Linked DNA regions of Homo sapiens: regions 2 and 3 are each linked to region 1. Evidence: chromatin contacts called from ENCODE Hi-C or POLR2A ChIA-PET data. All regions are on one chromosome and are shown on one strand. The core of a region is the stretch at or near the end of the contact, and the rest is flanking DNA. Distances in the headings are between cores, read along the strand shown.

Evidence for each region. Hi-C counts contacts between places; a loop is a spot of excess contacts on that map. ChIA-PET counts read pairs that join two places held with the same protein, here RNA polymerase II (POLR2A). Pooled maps may share reads with other maps.
Region 2: a loop to region 1 is called in a pooled map, with 5 times the contacts of the local background. The contact joins two enhancer-like sites. A Hi-C loop is called at or near these places in 1 of 168 maps with a recorded cell type or tissue (transverse colon), 6 of 37 single-sample maps with no recorded cell type and 4 of 50 pooled maps.
Region 3: a map with no recorded cell type shows a loop between it and region 1 (9-fold over the local background). The contact joins two enhancer-like sites. A Hi-C loop is called at or near these places in 1 of 168 maps with a recorded cell type or tissue (ascending aorta), 1 of 37 single-sample maps with no recorded cell type and 4 of 50 pooled maps. POLR2A ChIA-PET finds 5 or more read pairs at or near these places in 2 of 52 experiments (activated CD4-positive, alpha-beta T cell and activated T-cell).

What each region holds. Positions count from the first base shown.
Region 1 is chr18:79,641,658-79,644,483 of GRCh38, reverse strand. It overlaps CTDP1-DT (CTDP1 divergent transcript), which reads left to right. Exons shown (of 5, transcript NR_136643.1): 3 at 2,345-2,613. Among named protein-coding and RNA genes, the nearest start is that of CTDP1-DT, 37 kb to the left of the region's middle. Within about 2 kb of position 1,268, at least 5 of the 41 ENCODE cell types and tissues checked have a DNase peak (open chromatin) inside an H3K27ac peak, as active enhancers do.
Region 2 is chr18:79,457,683-79,460,971 of GRCh38, reverse strand. The region is part of intron 6 of NFATC1 (nuclear factor of activated T cells 1); the gene reads right to left. LOC101927897 (a long non-coding RNA gene) reads left to right here. Exons shown (of 3, transcript XR_001753515.2): 3 at 1-3,289. Among named protein-coding and RNA genes, the nearest start is that of NFATC1, 63 kb to the right of the region's middle. RefSeq lists an enhancer at 216-575. Within about 2 kb of position 1,456, at least 21 of the 41 ENCODE cell types and tissues checked have a DNase peak (open chromatin) inside an H3K27ac peak, as active enhancers do.
Region 3 is chr18:79,437,498-79,440,767 of GRCh38, reverse strand. The region is part of intron 3 of NFATC1 (nuclear factor of activated T cells 1); the gene reads right to left. LOC124904334 (a long non-coding RNA gene) reads right to left here. Exons shown (of 2, transcript XR_007066426.1): 1 at 1-3,270. Among named protein-coding and RNA genes, the nearest start is that of NFATC1, 43 kb to the right of the region's middle. Within about 2 kb of position 1,332, at least 3 of the 41 ENCODE cell types and tissues checked have a DNase peak (open chromatin) inside an H3K27ac peak, as active enhancers do.

The DNA.
Region 1 (2,826 bases), core at 19-2,518:
TATATTGAAACCTTTCACAAAAGTTCTCTTAAAAATGGAGATATAACTCGTACCATATAATTCATGCCTTTAAAATGCCCAATTCAGGGGTTTTTAGTATATTTACAAGGTTGTGCAGCCATTACCGCTATTCAGTTCCGGAGGGTTTTCATCACCAAAAGGAACCCGGGACCCTCAGGGTCAGGAACTTGCTTCCCAGTGTAATGGAAGCAGGCGGCCACTAGATGGAGACGTCTCTCCACCGCCTTGCAGGTGGGGCTCGCACCCCGGGGAGGTCAGAGGGAGGGACTCCGCGCAGGAGGCCGGCCTCAGCCCCGTGGCACCTGCAGGCCTCCGGACACCTGCCTCCGCCCCTCACTTCTCGCGAGACAGTTTCCCCAAATACCTTATGCCTAGTCCTGTCCGTGCAAGAGAGGCTCTTTAGGAAGAATGTGCACACACGTTCTTTATTTTACTAGTTATTTCTTACGTATTATTATACATTAATTCGAATGTGTTACAGAGAGTAATATAACAGGCACATTAGTCCATGATGTCACTCGTTTTACTTACAATGAGCCTAAGTGGAAAAGCAAAATTACATTTAAAATTAATTCGAGAAACATATTAAGTGACTGTCGGTTGAGGTGCAGACATGGCCAAGTCCTGTGGGGCACCCCAGCTTCTAGGCTCTGAAACAGCGCAGGAAGGATGCCTGTGGGAGGATGAAGTAAAAATCCCTTGACTTCCACGAGAATGGGACAGCCCCCTTCCAGGCGCAGATGTGTGCTCCACGTTGCCTGGGAATCGATGACTCTGTCTCACCTGCTCTCCCCTCCGGCCTCCAAGCAGGAGGCCCTTGATCCATTTGTGTGATCAGCCGCGGGGGACGAACTCCTCAGTCCTGGGGAGGTTCGTCCTCGGATAATGCAATCAGGAAGCTGGCTCTTTATGGAACTGGCCATCCCGGGCAGTGCTTGCAGTTATGGGGGCAAGAATACAGGCTGAGGGGCTGAGGGGGGTCTTTGGGCGGCACATGGCCATGGACGGGGCTTAGCTTACAATTTTGAAACCTGGAAATCAAGGTTTTGGAAACAAGCCTGATTGTAGGTTGAGTCACTCGGTGTTTTGGGGCCTCTGTCTGCTGGGGACGCACCAGCTGGGAGGGGAGGCAGCAAGTTCACCTGCTTCCTGTTCCCCCATGGGGCTTGGGTTCCTGTTCCCCCACGGGGAGCTTCTTGTTCTGCCACGGGGGCTTCCTGCTCCCCACGCTGCCCTGGCCTCCGCCTGTGCCTCTGTCAGCCAAAATCGCAGGCCTCAGAGGCTTCACATGCTCGGGGTAGGGTTTGACGTGGGCGGCAGTCCTGGGAAGTTAGAGGCCTCACCCCTATTTTCTAGATGAGAGAAGTGGCATTCAAAGCATTTAAGTAACTCTGGTTACTGGGGAGATGGTCTGTGAGCTTTGGTTCTTTAACTCCACACTTTCTTTTCATATATTCTACTTTCTCCGAATTATTTTCACCCCAGGAGAGTAAGGTACTTGCCTGTAGACTCACATGCTCTTGGCCACCTTCTAGCGCGGTAACTACCCACTTTGTCTTGGGGAGAGTGTGGAGTGAGGAAACCTGAGACAGCCCAGGATTTCTCCACCGCACACAGTGTTGCAATTTTTTGAGGGTGGGGGTGGAAATTCATGCACTAATTGCCTTTATGAGAACAAATGATGGCGTTGCGTAATGTTATTGTATAAAGGGAGTGTTATTTCCTATTATTAAGCATCTGCTTAAGATGCTTGGGGGAGAATATAAAAGTCATTTAAGAAATATTTGTTGAGGAAATAAATGAATAAATAAATTAGATAAGAATAGCACCTGGTCTCAAAGAATCATCAAGCTAATAAGATCTTCTATCGAGCTTATAAAAAACAAAGTTCTACCAAGAAGCTGGCAGGACTCTGTAGTCTTTCATGATTTCCAAATCGTGGAACCACCATCCACCTCTGCATTCCTGTTTGCAACTGAGGGTTCCACCAACCCCAGAGGGGAAGAAAAATCACAATACAACAATAAAAAAAACCCAATAAAATACCGTGTAAACAGTATTTACACCGCATTGCATAGTTCGAGGTATCCCAAGTCCTCTAGAGAGGATGCCCCATTCCAGGCGAGGCCCCGCCCCGTGGGTTCTGGCGTCGGGCGGGGGGGGGGGGTCTGGGGCGCCTCCCCTGGGGGTGTCACGAGGCCACCTGTGCGTCCACAGGGGCTTCTCGAGTTTGCCCCTCGCTGTCCCCACACCAGGGCAACATTGGGCCTTCAGACAGGTGTGTGCAAGATGAAAGATGAAATTCATTTTCCCATCTCCATAGCATCCGACAGACAATGCCGGCAAAACCCAGCCTGGTAAAGAGGGAGAGAAGGAACCAGGCTTTGGCAAGAGAGGCGCCGTGGTTTCCCCAGAGAACACAGTGGAAGACTTCCGAAGGGCCAGGTTCCTCCTCAGGGCGGAGGGGGCGGCGCTGACCGGGCTGAGACCGGGCTTGGAAGGAGCAGGTGGGGCTGGAGGCCCTGCAGGGTCTCGGCTGGGTCCGCAGTTTTAAATCAGAACGGGAGCTCCGGGCCTGTCATCGTCCTCATGGTAAGAGGCCTGGAACCCGAGGCCAGGAGGCTGGGAGGGAGCCTGGGGAGGCTAAAGTGAGCCCAGCCTGCCCGGGGTCTGCACTGGGGCCTCACTGCCCGGTCTCCTCTCCTCCTGACAATCAGGGGCGTTGATTAGCAGAAAACCCAGTTAGAGATGGTGCTGGTGGCAAATATGAAAAATGGCACAGTTGTCCGTCCCTTGATGTCCCTG
Region 2 (3,289 bases), core at 207-2,706, 180 kb after region 1:
AGCCTCAGGACAGGTCACGGGAGGGTCTCTATGCCCTCGTCCTCTCCAGGGAGAGCAGGTGTGAGGGGGAGCAGGTACCCCATCAGCAGAGCGTGTGCAGGGCGTCTGTGCGTGGACCTGGGACCCGGCTCTGCAGTTCCCAGCCCAGCCTCCCAGGGATGCAGGAGGTGTGAGAGTAGTGACGGGGGGCCGGGGGCTCCACGCCAGGGTGCGACGCCTGCTCGTGCTGGGGTCTACTCTGGTGGATGAGGGCCTGGCCGCTGGCCCTGCCTGTGTGCAAAGGAACCACTGGGTAAATGAGAAGAGCCTTCCTCTGACAACTTCTTGCCCATCAGGAGACAGAAATGCAAAACACGAGGTATTTTTGGCATTTCCCCAGTGGCCATTTGCATGTTTTTAAAAAATAAAAAGGCTCCCAGAGGTGTAGTGAAAGGACGCGTTGTGCTCTCTGCTCCAGGCCTGGCAGAGTGGGGGCTCCAGGCGCACACGGACAAGGCGGCCCCACCACAGCCTGGGTGTGTGCACGGCCTGGCCCCTCAGATGGGCTGAGTTTGGGGCAATTATCTCAAATTAACAGATGTCAATCTCCTACAGAGTCTCTTCCTGCCTTTTATCTTCTCCAAAATAAAGTCTGTTCCCAAAATGAACAGTTACAGGTATACACACTTAAGTTTATCCTTATGCTCTGTCTCCAAAGAAGAAAATGTGTGTCTGTTACAAACCCTCAATTACTGATAAATCAGACAAAATCTCCTTTTTCTCTGTTACAGTGCCGGGCTGCTGCCTGGGTGGAGGGTGGAGAGGAAATGTGAGTCACACAGGACCCCAGAGCCGCCCAGCCAAGCCCTGGCCATGCCAGCCCGGGAGGCCCGAGGTCCCCACGCAAATTACCCACCAGATGAACCCACTCGATAGAGCCTGGCATCCCTCTCTCCTCTAGGAAAAAAATTACAGGAAACTAAAAAGTACACTCAGTTGCGCTTGAAGCCATCTGAGTTTCATGAAGCAGCAAGTCCTCCAGGCCCTGGAAAGCTCAGGAGCTGGGAAGAAAGAGGCGTTTTCACTCCAGCACAGGTGCTGATGCCACAGGATTCCCAGAAGCCCCCAGCCCAGATGCACCACTCAGAAGCCCCTCCACCCCCACTTCATAAAAATCCAAATCACTCTGTGTGTAACTAAGTCTTCTGGTTGTTTGGCACCTTTTGAAAATGACTTTTGAACTTTTCTTATGACAAAGTCCATCTTTGGGGTGAGGCCCCGTCCACACCCCACAAAAGGCTGTGGTCCTCTGAAGCTCCCGGGCGCAACAGGCTATAGTTTGCTTCCCGCCCAGCCCAGGAAGCTCAGAGTCACAACTTCAGCTTCCCTAGGAACTTCCCTGACGCTGTGGAGGCCTTTGGCACTGGCAAGGGGAGGGAGGTTCAGTGACTGTGCTGAGCAGGAGGGACACTGAGGCGCACACGGGGCCAGGATGTCGCGTTTAATGACACCCCGAGGGGACGCCATTTTTGCAGCCGAGGCCAACACAGCCTGCTCCTCTCTTTATGTCCCGAGAAGCAAGAGGGACTCCAGCCGTCTCCCCCGCGGCCTCCTCCAGGTGGCTGCCCCGCAGCGGTGAGTCCATGAAAAGCAAATGGAACGACGGCATGGAGGCGTCTTTTCCCACCCGTGCCTCGTGGGCCTGTGGGGAACCATCCTTGCCGGAGCGGCCCCAAGGGGAGCCACGTCTGCGTGGCCAGCCAGGCCCAGCTCAGCAGCTGCCATGGAGCAGCCTCCACCGCACACCTGGGAGCACCCGCACCCTGCAATTCCTGCGCAGGTGGGAGCAGATACGCTTAGACTTCCCCTAAAAGTGCGGGGAACCGACAAACATCCCTGCCTTCCTCAAAGACCCCGGCTGAGCCAGCGCCTGTGGCCTTCCCTCTTGGAGGTGGGGCCTCTCCCCGTGGTGTCCGACGTCTGTGGCCGTTTCAGGTCGACCAGGGTGAGGGTGAGGGCAGGCTTTCTGTTTCTGCTTAAGGATCATAAAGTAATTGTCTTTCAAAAGCAATAGTATTCACGGCCAGAAATGTCTATCTAGCAATTGCTTCCAGAACAAGACAAAGCGCCGAGACTGCTGAAAGATGGAAATAACCTCGCATCTCAGGAAAGGAGACGCAGGGCCGCGTCCCGCCGGCAAGAGCATCGCCATGGCGGCTCCCAGCTCCGTGGAGGCCCGGACGGGCAGCGCCGGCCCCCGTGCTGTTCAAAACTCAGCCCCTGGCAGGAAGGAAGGCAGCCGGTCCTGAAAGGGCCTTTGTGTTCAGCCTTATCAGAGCTCCGAGTCCTTAGTAGGAAACTGCCCGAGTGCAGGAGTAAAAATATTCCAGATCATTAGGGAATTCCCTGCAGTCTGAGTCATCGGGAGGCTTCCCTGCCACACCCGCGAGGTTTCCACACAGGCAGGCCTGCGGGCCCAGGAGCCTCCCAGACCGGCCAGGACCCGCCGCCCGGAGCCGGGCCACCCCCACGCCGGTGCTGATGCTGAGCCACTGTTTCCACAAAGAAAGCCACGAGGGCCGCTGGTGGAAGCAGCAGCGTCCCTGGGTCCCACGGTGCCCTCGAGCCCTGCTCCCCACGGCGTCTCCTGCCCTGCTCCCCAAAGCATCCTCGTGCCCTGCTCCCCGCGGCGTCCTCGTGCCGTGCACCCCACAGCATCCTCATGCCCAGAAGCGAGCGTCCCTGGGGCGTCTCATCCATCCCCGGCTCTCCCCCAGGAGTCTGTCCCAGCCTGGCTCCCAGAGGAGATTCTGGAGGGGAAACAGCCACCCAGCCCTGCTGCACATCTGCCTGCAGGGCCTCACACGGAGCCACCCTGTGACCCACAGCCCTTTCACACCGAGGCATGTGCTCAGGAGACAGGCAGGCGTCCACACAGGACTCACGCACTGAGGTTCATGGCGGCTTTTCCACGATCATCTCCACAGGGTGGACGTGGCCTAGTGCCATCGACAGACAGGTGTGGGCAGCCACACGGTGGGCTTCCCTCAGCCACAGAAAGACCCCACGTCCCGACCTGTGCCAACGAGGGGACCTGAGGACCCTACGCCCTGACCCACACCAACGAGGGAACATGGAGGATGCCACGCTCCACAGAAGCTGCCAGGCACCACAGCCGGCAGGATGGGGTTCCCCAGCAGGCCAGCAGGGAGCAGCCAGACCAGGCGAGGCCACGGCGAGGGGGCATTGGGGTTGTCGGAGCCGGGGTGGGGGAAGGGAGAGCAGGGGTGGCCACTCATGGGCAAGGGTT
Region 3 (3,270 bases), core at 83-2,582, 200 kb after region 1:
GAGACCCTGCACTCCGGAGCTGTTCAGACACAGCAGGGCACAAACCTGGGAGGCTTCAGAAATGGCTGCCACCCTCAGCACTGGACAGTGCAGACAGTGGCCGCTCCTTCCCGGGAGAACCCAGCTGGGTCACAGCCCCAGGTCCTCGGAGAAACGGGCAGGGACCTGCCATGGCCAACACCACCCTCGGTCACTGGACACCTGCTGGGTGTGGCCCAGGGGCACCACGGTGTCTGCGGGGAAGCAGGGCCCATTGCTCAGGCAGCGAGGAAGGACCAGGCCCCACATGAGAGCTGCCAGGGCGCCGCCTCCCCACGGGGTGATTGCTGCTGCAGATGGCCGCTTCTCATGTGGTCTCCAGGTGACGTGTCCACTCCTCCTGTCCCACCTGCACCAAATGTGGGTTTTCTGAGGCTGGGATAGAGCATGTTCCAGTGGGCGTGCAGACCCCTCTCTACCTAGGAAAGCCTCCTGGGAGGCCCTTCTGCGCTATTAGGAGAGGTCACTAGCAACGGCCGTGCCAGAGCCCACGCGTCATCTTAAATTTTCCCAAAGCACCAAGAAGCCAAAGCTCTGAAATTACTAATAGAAGATTTTGGAGGCTGAGGATCTGGGCTTGGGGACACTCATGCGCCTCGTATTTCCTGTCTCAGCTGCACACCCCCACTCCAATGGCCAGGCCTGTCAGGAGACCCAGGCCACATTTTTGCCAGTTTTTCCAGGCAGTGGAGCTGTGGAACAGGTAGTTAGAAATCAGTGTCGCAGACCTGCCAGAGGCCACACGCCTTCCCCGTGCCAGTAAATCTCCACAAAATTCCACCCATTTTCTCAAATATTGTCATTACTGTTTTTAAGCAGTGACTGGCTGGGCCGACCTCATTCCACGTTGGTCTCCTGACACAGCGAATCTGCCCCGTGAACACCTTCCCAGCAGCACCGAGCATCTGTCCCCATCGCTCAAAACAGAGCCCGTGGGCTTTGCTTTAGGGGAGAAATAAATGGTGAATCCTCGTTCATCATAAAAGCTGACACGGGGAAGGCTCGGGCTTCAACACTGCACTTCTGAGAGTTCTTGCTCCTGGGAAAACAGACACAGCCCGACGGCAACCATGTGTGCTCTCCCAGCTGCATGGGCTGCGGGAACAACGGCGTATGTGGAACTAGGAAATTCCCTGTGCGTTTATGCGCTTAGCAGTCCAGGGAAGTGACGGTCATTCGCCCTGAAATTGTGCTGAAAGAGGAGAGGGCTGTTGTCTAGGTTCCAAGGCAGACTCATAAAAAATTAATCCGTGCCTCCTGCAGGCCTCCGGCATTTGGCAGCAGCGGTGCCGTGGCGTGTGGTTTTGTGGTCAGACCTGCACTTTAGTTTCCACCCCACGGCGTCCTCCCCGTGCGTGGGCCTCTGCGTGGCTCCTGGGGCGGGGCCGGAGCGGCTGCTGTTTGAGGTTCTGCAATAGCACAGCTCCTGGTGGGGCCTCGGAGCTCTGATCAGATAACAATGTGTCCCAGCGACGTCCCTCCCCGGCTTTCCAGTTTAACAGCCCTGCCTGGCAGGGGACATGGAGAACCAGGAGCTCCTGTGTGTGGCAAACCACTTAAGAAAGCGTGGATGAGGCCCTGCGTGGAACAGTGCGTGCTGTGGTAATCTGTCCACGGTATTCACGGGCTCTCAGGAACCTGCTCCTCACGGTACTGAACACTCCCCGAGCCCCTGCCAGCTGAAGGTACCACACAAAGTGAGAATTAGTCAGAACCACTGGCCCGACGCGCATTTTAACAACCGGAAAAGAAGAGCTGCCTCACGGGAGGCTCCACTCCTTGGTCTTCAGCTGTCAAGTTTCTTACATGACAGAAAAAACGTCTGTTACGGATCTGTGGAGGCAAAGTTGACCTACAAGCTGGGCAATGGAAGGAGAGGCCCACCAAGGCCACTGTGGGCACCAGCGGGCCCGCCCCACCCTGCGTCCTGAGCTTGGGGTATGGCCAGGAGCCCTCCCTGGGGCCAGTCTGGCCTCCTGACTCTGAGTCTTCGCCTGACCCGCCCGCCCCTCTCACCCGCGCGGCTGAGGCAGGATCCCAGACCACCCGCCCTCACCTCTTTGCAGACTCAGTTGGCCCTTCTCCTAACTGACAATATTATAAGCTGCAAACCTAAAATGCTGTTTCAGAACGGGCCGAGGCTTCTCGTTTCACATTCCAGTGACCTATTAATTATTCACACGAGCCCGGCCTCCCGTGTGATGGGTGAGATGCTATCGGGCAGGTTATTTTGGTGACTTGGTAAACAGACCTGAGTTATTTGACCCCTGGGTCAGAGGTCAGGCTATATCCCACAGAGGTCCACGTGCCCCCGTGGGATGGTGGGTGCCATGGAGGTGGAGGCCGAGGGCCGGGGACGTGCTGCAAAGACATCTTCTCAAGGCCCTGGGCCCTTCCCGGCCACCTCCGGGAGAGTGTAGCTGCCACGAGCAGTGGAGGACGCAGGCCAAGGACGGGTTGACTCATGTGAGGAACACATCTGGCGAGGGGGCTGCAGTCCACGGCAAAGAGAGCAGGAGGGAAGGAAGGAGGCACAACCAGAAACAGAGAGGAGGAAAGCAAGGCAGAGTGACCAGGGCGGGCACTGCTCACGCCGCTCAGCTCCTCCTCGGACGGAGCGGGGAGCCGGACTCCAGGTCTCCTCCGGGACCACAGTCCCCCAGATGGAGAACACGCAGGTGGAGGACCAGCCTCCACCTTCACGCCCAGAAAGGCAATGAGTTGCACGAAAAGGCCTCAATGGCTGTGCCCGGGTGCTTCTCCACCCTCCCTGGCCAGAGAAGGGGAAGAACACTGCCTGTCTCACCCCAGACCATCCTGATGCCGGCTGCCTACATACCGAGGTGAGCAGCGCTGAGGGCAGAGGCTGTGTGCGGATGAGGAGGTGAGACAAGGAGAAAAGCCAGCAGCCACCCAGAGCACTCGCGAACTCCTGGTTCCAGCTCCGTTGAGAGCAGAGCAGGCCCTCCAGGGTGAGGAGACTGTGTGTACAGAGAGACCCTCCCCCTCAGGCAGAGCCTGCCGTCAGGGCAGAGGGTGGAGGGCAGAGGGTGGCGGCTGCCCGAGGTGCCACCATCAGGACACTCAGTGTGAGCTGGGATTTGGGGGAAAGCTGAGGCCAGAGGGAAACATCCGCCACGCATCACTTTCATGCCTCACTGGAAATGCTGGTGAGAAGCAGACAGCAGGCGGACGCCCCCTCAGCCTCCCCTGCAACCAGCGGCCTGGCGA